Linked DNA regions of Homo sapiens: region 1 is linked to region 2. Evidence: read pairs that join two places in POLR2A ChIA-PET (ENCODE). Cell type or tissue: K562. All regions are shown on one strand. Each heading gives the region's core, and the rest is flanking DNA. Links, peaks and the distances in the headings are about the cores only. Region 1 has its middle 200 kb from the start of KCNQ5. Region 2 holds the start of KHDC1L (KH domain containing 1 like).

What was found. ChIA-PET counts read pairs that join two places held together with the same protein. Peaks named below come from ENCODE experiments on the same cell type or tissue, not always from the same donor. Only the 100,000 strongest peaks of a DNase experiment are listed, where the experiment ranks them.
Region 1: POLR2A ChIA-PET joins it to region 2 with 5 read pairs; 2 of 35 experiments call an interaction of 5 or more read pairs at or near these places.

What each region holds. Positions count from the first base shown.
Region 1 is chr6:72,422,801-72,427,196 of GRCh38, reverse strand. No RefSeq gene overlaps it. Among named protein-coding and RNA genes, the nearest start is that of KCNQ5, 200 kb to the left of the region's middle. In K562, for the core only: no CTCF peak of the experiment used is centred there; no DNase peak of the experiment used is centred there.
Region 2 is chr6:73,222,071-73,226,466 of GRCh38, reverse strand. It overlaps KHDC1L (KH domain containing 1 like), which reads left to right and starts at 971. Exons shown (of 3, transcript NM_001126063.3): 1 at 971-1,170; 2 at 2,119-2,301; 3 at 2,628-2,923. The coding sequence starts at 1,059. The coding sequence ends at 2,719. LOC122539213 (KHDC1-KHDC1L) reads left to right here. Exons shown (of 7, transcript NR_173146.1): 5 at 1,046-1,170; 6 at 2,119-2,301; 7 at 2,628-2,923. RefSeq lists enhancers at 1,887-2,181, 1,416-2,615. In K562, for the core only: no CTCF peak of the experiment used is centred there; a DNase peak (open chromatin) is centred at 2,046.

The DNA of each region.
Region 1 (4,396 bases), core at 67-4,066, 800 kb after region 2:
GATGAGTTCATGTCCTTTGTAGGGACATGGATGAAGCTGGAAACCATCATTCTCAGTAAACTATTGCAAGGACAAAAATCCAAACACCACATGTTCTCACTCGTAGGTTGGAATTGAACAATGAGAACACATGGACACAGGAAGGGGAACATCACACACTGGGGCCTGTTGTGGGGTCGGGGGGAGCGGGGAGGGATAACATTAGGAGATATACCTAATGTTAAATGACGAGTTAATGGGTGCAGCACACCAACATGGCACATGTATACATATGTAGCAAACCTGCATATTGTGCACATGTACCCTAAAACTTAAAGTATAATAAAAACAAAACAAAACAAAAAAAGTAAGGAAACAACAGGTGCTGGAGAGGATGTGGAGAAATAGGAACAGTTTTACACTGTTGGTGGGACTATAAACTAGTTCAACCATTGTGTAAGACAGTGTGGTGATTCCTCAAGGATCTAGAACTAGAAATACCATTTGACCCAGCCATCCCATTACTAGGTATATACCCAAAGGATTATAAATCATGCTGCTATAAAGACACACGCACATGTATGTTCATTGCGGCACTATTCACAATAGCAAAGACTTGGAACCAACCCAAATGTCCATCAATGATAGACTGGATTAAGAAAATGTGGCACATATACACCATGGAATATTATGCAGCCATAAAAAATGATGAGTTCATGTCCTTTGTAGGGACATGGATGAAGCCAGAAACTATCATTCTCAGCAAACTATTGTAAGGACAGAAAACCAAACACCGCATGTTCTCACTCATAGGTGGGAACTGAACAATGAGAACGCTTGGACACAGGAAGGGGAACATCACACACAAGGGCCTGTTGTGGGGTGAGGGGAGAGGGGAGGGTTAGCATTAGGAGATATACCTAATGTAAATGACTAGTTAATGGGTGCAGTACACCAACATGGCACATGTATACATATGTAATAAGCCTTCATGTTGTGCACATGTACCCTAGAACTTAAAGTGTAATAATAAAAAAAAGAAAAATATTGGTGCATTTTAATATAGCAAGTTTACTGGATCAGATTTCTAGCTAATTCTTTGTCTGTTGGAAACCTGTACCTAGTAGAAGTTAAAATGATTTAAATGCATTATAACCAGATTGTAGGAAGTGCGTGGAAGTCATAAGAAAAGCCAATACTCTGTGATTTCAATAGCAACAGAGATCAGGTACCTACTGAGGAAATGAAACATGAACTCCACGAAGACACGGACTATTCTGCAGAATATGCTCACCCTCATCAGGACTAGATTTAGATCCAATAACTTGTCCTTAGTGCCTTCCAGAAGCCCTGCTGGCCTTCCCATCGGCAGGCACTTTTGCCTCCATCCCAATTCCTAAGTCCTCAATTTCCCTGGAATATCGAAATACTAGCTTTTCCCCACAGTCCAATTCAGTCCTGTCTCAACTGTGATGGACTAGCCTCTCAATTTCGCTTCCATCTGGATTACTTCACTAATTGGTGAATTGTGTGTAACTAGCTCTTAAGGATATACAACGCAACATTGCTTAGTACTGTGGCATGTGTCTACATCTTTATTCTCTATGTAGGTTGTGAACTTTGGGGAGCAGGCATCATGTTTCATACTTTTGTAGTGTCCACTCCAAGAAAATTCTGAGCATATGTTCAGCACATTCTTATTACTTAAGTCACAGTTTCCCACAGGCTTGCTAAAGGGGAGGGAAGAACATACTGAGGAGATGACCTGGACTTACTAATTGAAATCTCCCTGCAGAATGGGCTGTTAATTGCTCATGCAATTCATTTGTCAACACTTGAATTCATACGAATTTTCAGGGAATTAAGGAGAAATGGTAAGTGGAAGTAGTGGTGGAGAATCAGCAGAAAAGAATTCTGTGTGGACTTCCATTAATTCTGGTTACTTTTCCTTATGAAAGTTCTGCCTGTCCCTAAATATGATTTATAAGCTGCTAGGTACTCACTGGTATATGAAAGCATAGCTTCTTCCGACAGCTGACTACCAGTGCATTAAATTTGCAATATGTTTCTATTTTTCCTTTTTTTTGGCCGAAGCAAATAGCTGTTATTGTCTCTATTTCCTGTAACTGTTATTGCTACCATTAATCTCTCCAATGAGTTTAACAGAGAGGCATAAATCTACCCCTAATACCAGATAAGAAAGGCACTCAAAGAAATATACAGATACTTAAACAAAAAATAATGCAATGTTAAGCTGAGCTATATTCTTTAGTTAAATCTTTTTTTTATATTTATTTTTTAAATCTCTAAGATAACCGAACATCGTAAGGGCTAAAGTAGTTATATTATTCAGATAAATTTAAAAATTCAAACATATAAATGGATGTTACAATGAGCATATTCAGAAATGATATGGTCAATATATATAAAGCAGTAGACCTGGAAGAAATGGCTGATGAATATTATTTGGGAATATGTCATAGCATGCCCACAATCTGCAAGCTGTCACATGTGGATACACCGACTTTTGTCTGCCATCCTCAAGCTAGTTTCTTCTCCTCCAGCTTGTTTGAGCAGTGAATGGACTTTTGTTTGAGAAGAAACAAATGTGTATTATTTCATCTGAGAGTAACTAGTTACATTTTCAAAAAACAGATCCTGACTTATACCACTTTGAGAGACTGGTATATATGTGGAAAGGTTTAAAGAAGTAAATAAACTAATACTGATGGTAATTCTAGGCTATCAAAATTAATTTTATGTTATTTAACATGTATTAAGCACTTGGTTTATGCCAGACATTGACAAAATGCTTTTACAGGCATTCATACATTTACATAACAAATATTTGATGGGTGCCCACCATATGCCAGGAATTATTTTATTTCTTTCTCATGATAACTCCACAAAATAAGAGCTATTCTTATGCACATTTTCTGATAAGAAAACTGAGATTTTCAAGCTTGATGAAATTACTCATGGTAAAATAATTAGAAAGTGGCAGAGCCAGAATTCTGTATCCAGAGCCCAAGCTCTTAAATCAGATGCTATATTGCCTCATATAATGCATCAAACCTGGAATTATGATGATAAACTGCAGTGCATAAGTTTGTTCTTATATATGGGAAGAGCAAGGAGATAAGTGAGAGCTACGCAAAGAGAAATGAGAATCAAGTCATTCCTCTTTACAAATTATACCTTTTCGCCGTATTTAGATAAAATTTTCAGAGTTTCATTTGTTTTGTTTACTTATTTTTTTCTCATTCTACCTTAACTCATGATGTGCTGGTAAGTTTTTAACAACTATTTTTTGGAATAAAAATCCCTGATTTATAACATTTGCCAGTTTCTGTGGTGTAAGTAATCACACCATGGGTGATTTCATGCTATTAATGTGAGTTGGGAGGGATATGGATATTCAGATTAACGAAGCCTAAAAGATCAACACAAGATTAATGAAAGATTAAGGAAGCCCAAGCAAGATCAATACAAAGAAGGAATACTCCAAGGCACATTATAATCAATTAGTCACAAGTCAAAGACAAAGAGAGACTCTTGAAAACAGCAATAGACAAGAGACTTGTCACATGTAAGGAAACCCTTATAAGCCTATCAGAAATTTTTCAACAGAAACCTTGCTAGCCAGGAGAGAGTAGGGATGATATGTTCAAAGGGCAGAAAAAAAGTAATGCCAACCAACAAGACTATGCCTGGCAAAGCTGTACTCAGAAATGAAGAGCTAAAGACATGCCCAGGCAGACAAATGTTGGGGAGGTCATTACCACTGGACATACCTTACAAGAAATGATAAAGGTTCTTCATGTTGGAATGAAAGCATGCTAATTAACAACATGAAGACATATGAAATTTAAAAACCCAATGGTAAAGGTAAATATATGGTCAAAATCAGAATGCTCTAATACTGTAACGGTAGTGTGTAAGTCACATATTTCTAACATAAAAGTCAAAAGACAAAGCTATTAAAAGTAATCATAACCACAATAATTTGTTAGGGGAACAATATAAAAAGATGTGAATTACGACATAAAAACATAAAATATGCAGGGGGAGCAAAAATGTAAAGGTTTTGTATGTGATCATAATTGTTATTAGCTTAAAATAATCTGTTATAACCATAAAAATAACCTGATATAACTATAAATGTTCTATGTAAGCCTCACAGGAAGAGACGTACACCAACAGCTCTTATAAACTGGCTTCAGCATGTCACACTGTTTATAACCTGCCACAATGGAGCATTCACTTAGTAGTTGAAAAAGTGATAAATTCCAGAAGAAAACTGTTTTGAGGGTTGAGAGATTTGGAATCTATGCTATTTTTTGTTCATTGAGCTCATTCCTAAAAAAAATCTAGAGAAATGAAGCAATTCTCCCTCGTAGATTTTATGGTATTCCAT
Region 2 (4,396 bases), core at 213-4,212:
CTCCTGCAAAATTTTTTTTTTTTTTGAGACGGGGTCTCGCTCTGTCACTCAGGCTGGAGTGCAGTGGTGCGATCTCGGCTCACTGCAACCTCTGCCTCCCGGCTTCAAGCGATTCTCCTGCTGCAGCCTCCTGAGTAACTGGAATTACAGGTGTGCACCACCACACTCCGGCTAATGTATTTGTATTTTTAGTAGAGACAGGGTTTCAGCATGTTGGTCAGGCTGGTCTTGAACTCCTGCCCTCCTGATCCGCCCACCTCAGCCTCCCAAAGTGCTGGGATTACAGGCATGAGCCACTGCACCCGGCCGAAGAATATTTTAAGCAGTCAAGTTTGCTCAGTGATTGTCATGCAACAAGATATAGAAAGTCTATTCTGTAACTATATTTGAAACCAGAGAGAGATAACATTCTGCAGTGAAGACCACATTAGTCTCTCAACTTCCTAGATAAATTTACCAGAATAATCATCAAATTGCACCATTTTAGAGAACTGGCTCCTACTCCTTAAACACGCCTTGGACTGCCCTAGTCAACTCCTACAATGGGCTCCCTATGACACTATCCTATCAAGTTTATTTTCCTCTATTGTTTGCTCTCCCTTGACGCAACACACCAAATAAACCAAGTCGTGTTGGAATACACTGTGTGGTCACTGGGTGGCTGCCGACACCTGTGCAAATCTAGGGAGCCCATTTGGAGCCTTCCTGCACCTCCATACCCTCAACCCCCTGCTCCAAAATTCTTTGAATTTAGAGTGAAGAAAAATTTCTGATTCCAGGACATCAGAAAGCCAAGCACTTATCAGATGATTAAGTTTGACTTGAAAGAATTAAGCTCAGAGCAGATAATTACTTGGAATGAATTATCTTGGGAAGACCTCCGGGGATTGGACATCCACCCTAAGGTGGATCAAGGGGCGGGTTGTTTGGATTCCAACAACCCTTATTAAGGACAACCCTTTTTAAGGACAGAGCCTAGGCCCTTCCTCGCTTTTCCAAGTCTTTTGCCAACCAGTTTGTTAGACTTTCCCCTATTCTGAATCAGGTGGGAGCACAGCATGGCCGTGGGAACGAGTGCTCTCAGCAAGGAGCCGTGGTGGACCCTGCCCGAAAACTTTCATTCTCCAATGGTGTTCCACATGGAAGAGGACCAGGAGGAGCTCATCTTCGGTGAGTGGCCTTTGCCCACGTCCCCTCCTTCATCTGTTTTTTATTTTTATTTTTTTGAGACAGATTCTCGCTCGTGATCTTGGCTCACTGCAACGTCTGCCTTTTGGGTTCAAGTGATTCTCCTGCTTCAGCCTGCAGAGTACCTGGGATTACAGGCGCCTGCCACCACGCCTAACTAGTTTTTGTACTTTTTTTTTTTTTTTTTTTGAGACTCGAGACGGAGTCTTGCTCTGCCGCCCAGGCTGGAGTGCAGTGGCGCGATCTCGGCTCACTGCAAGCTCTGCCTCCCGGGTTCACGCCATTCTCTCACCTCAGCCTCCAGAACAGCTGGGACTACAGGCGCCCGCCATCACGCCCGGCTAATTTTTTTTGTATTTTTAGTAGAGATGGGGTTTCACCGTGTTAGCCAGGATGGTCTCGATTTCCTCACCTCCTGATCTGCCGGCCTCGGCCTCCCAAACTGCTGGGAATACAAGTGTGAGCCACTGCGCCCGGCCTCGTGTTTTTTTTTTTTTTTTTTTTTTTGATATGGAATCTCTGTCGCCCAGGCTGGAGTGCAGTGGCGCGATCTCGGCTCACTGCAAGCTCCGCCTCCCGGGTTCACGCCATTCTCCTGCCGCAGCCTCCCGAGGAGCTGGGACTACAGGCGCCTGCCACCACGCCCGGCTAATTTTTTGTATTTTTAGTAGAGACGGGGTTTCACCATGTTAGCCAGGCGTGTGTGGAACTCCTGACCTCAACTGATCTACCTGCCTCGGCCTCCCAAATTGCTGGGATTACAGGCATGAGTCACTGCGCTAGGCCGGCCTCCTTCATCCCCTTCTCGATTTTCAATCTTCCCCTCTCCTCCCACCTTCATGAGTCACACATCCCTACCCTCAAGGCCACCTCCTCACTCCCCAAGGACTGGTGGCTGACAGTTTCTCTTCTCACTTCTTGTGCTTACAGGACTTGATGACACGTACCTTCGCTGCATTGAGCTGCACAGCCACACCCTTATTCAGCTGGAGAGGTGTTTCACAGCTACAGGCCAGACACGTGTGACTGTAGTCGGACCACCAATGGCAAAGCAGTGGCTGCTGCTCATGTTCCATTGCGTGGGGAGCCAGGACTCCAAGTGTCACGCTCGAGGTAGGTATCCTTGGCCGAACTGTGGAGGTGGAGGGCTTGATGGTGGAGTTCTGGCTGTGTTGTGTGGCATCTTGGATTCGTGAAGAATCCCTTGTGTGGCTGGGGAATCCAGGTGCTTCCCAGAGTCCATTGGGAAGGGAAGGGCTCATTTTTGTGGCATGCGATTGCTCAGGGAGGAGAGGGTAGCAGGGAGGAGTAAATGGGTTACCTTGGAAGACCTGGGCTGGGGTGACATCCTCTCTGGAACCTTCCTGGTGGAGTCTGGGCCTACTAAGGGCCCCAGTAATGGGACTCTGGTTCTTCAGCTCCAGGCAATTCTTTTGCAGGTCTGAAGATGCTAGAGCGTGTCCGAAGCCAGCCCCTGACCAATGATGACCTGGTCACCTCCGTTAGCCTGCCACCGTACACCGGAGACTGATCTCCCCTGGGAAGAGGGGATGAGAGGAGAAGTCTTGGCTTCGCTTTTGGTGAGAAAGACATGAAAAACACTGAAGAAAGTTTGAATTTGTGGCCAGACCTGCCCCTCTCAGGCCTTCTAGGCATGTGTCTGAGGGAAGTCTCCTGAGTGTTAGAAGTGTTATTGGCAAAGCAATCCAATAAAATAAGCTACCTATGATGCAAAGCCTTCGATGTGCTGTCCTCTTAGGATGAAATTATTCAGCCCTGAAGGGGATTCTCTGGGCAAGTGCTGAGGTCTGGGGAGGCCCAGCCCAGGGAAGGAGCCAGGCACAAAAGTCGGTGCTTTCAGGAACTCCTCCTCTCAGGCCTGGAGCCTGGTTAGGCTGCTCTGAGTTGAGTGAAAATGGGGGCTTCTGAAAAGGGACCCTCCTAGGAGCCCCAGGGTTTTCCTGGACCTTGAAGTGCAGACAAATGGGGAGAATGGAAAGGTGGGAGGAAGGCTCCAGATAGAGATGGAAAGTGTTCCCACCCCAACTGCCTGGTGAAGTAGGCAGCCAGGGAATCTGGTGAATATGAGGTAGCCAGCCTTGTCCCTGATTGCCCAAGTTTGTGGGTGGGGGTGAGCGTGGAGGGGGTGGTTTTCAGGGAGCAAAGGATTCTGAAGTCCCTCAAGCCATGAATTAAATTGACTAGGAAGGCTTCCTGGATCTCCATTGAAGAACTTTCTCCGATTGCGGAATCTACATGTTTCTGTAGCCAAGATTATCGCAAGCTAAACCTGTCCTCAGTTGAACTCTTCCTCTTCAAATTTGCATTTTCTCCAGCATTTCGTATCTATAATGAGGCAATTGCAGTACTCTAGGAGAGTGACGATGGTGACTTGGACCAGAGTGGAATGGTAGATGTGTTAGGAAATGGTTGAATTTGGGACCTATTTTGAAGCCAGCAAGATTTGCTAATTACATGGCTTTTACAAGGCCAGTTACCAAATATAAGTTAGAAAGGTCGGCCAGGCGCAGTGGCTCACACCTGTAATCCCACGAGTTTGGGAGGCTGAGGTGGGCGGATCACCTGAGGTTGGGAATTTGAGACCAGACTGACCAACATGGAGAAACCCAATCTCTACTAAACACACAAAAGTAGCCGGGCATGGTGGCGCATATGCCTGTAATCCCAGCTACTCAGGAGGCTGAGGCAGGAGAATCCCTTGAACCCGGGTGGCGGAGGTTGCGTTGAGCCGAGATCATGCCATTGTACTCCTGCTGGGGTAACAAGAGTAAAGCTATGTCTCAAAAAAAAAAAAAAAAAAAGACAACAAAAAACACATAAGTTAGAAAGGTCATATTCAGAGTGGAAAAACAAGTAGAGAAAATGTTGAAAGAAATCAAATTGTAGTGGCTGGGCACTGTGGCTCATGCTTGTAATTCCAGCACTTTGGGAGGCCAAGGGGGGCTCAGGAGTTTGAGACCAGCCTGGACAACTTGGTGAAACCCTGTTTCTCCCAAAAATATAAAAAAATTAGCCAGGTTTTGTGGTGGGCAACTGTCATCCCAGCTGCTGGGAGAGGGGTTTGGGGTGGGAGGATCGCTTGAGCAGGGGAGGCGGAGGTTGCAGTGAGTGGAGCTCGCGCCACTGCACTCCAGCCTGGGTGACAGGGAGACCCTGTCTCAAACAACAAAACAAAACAAACAAAATC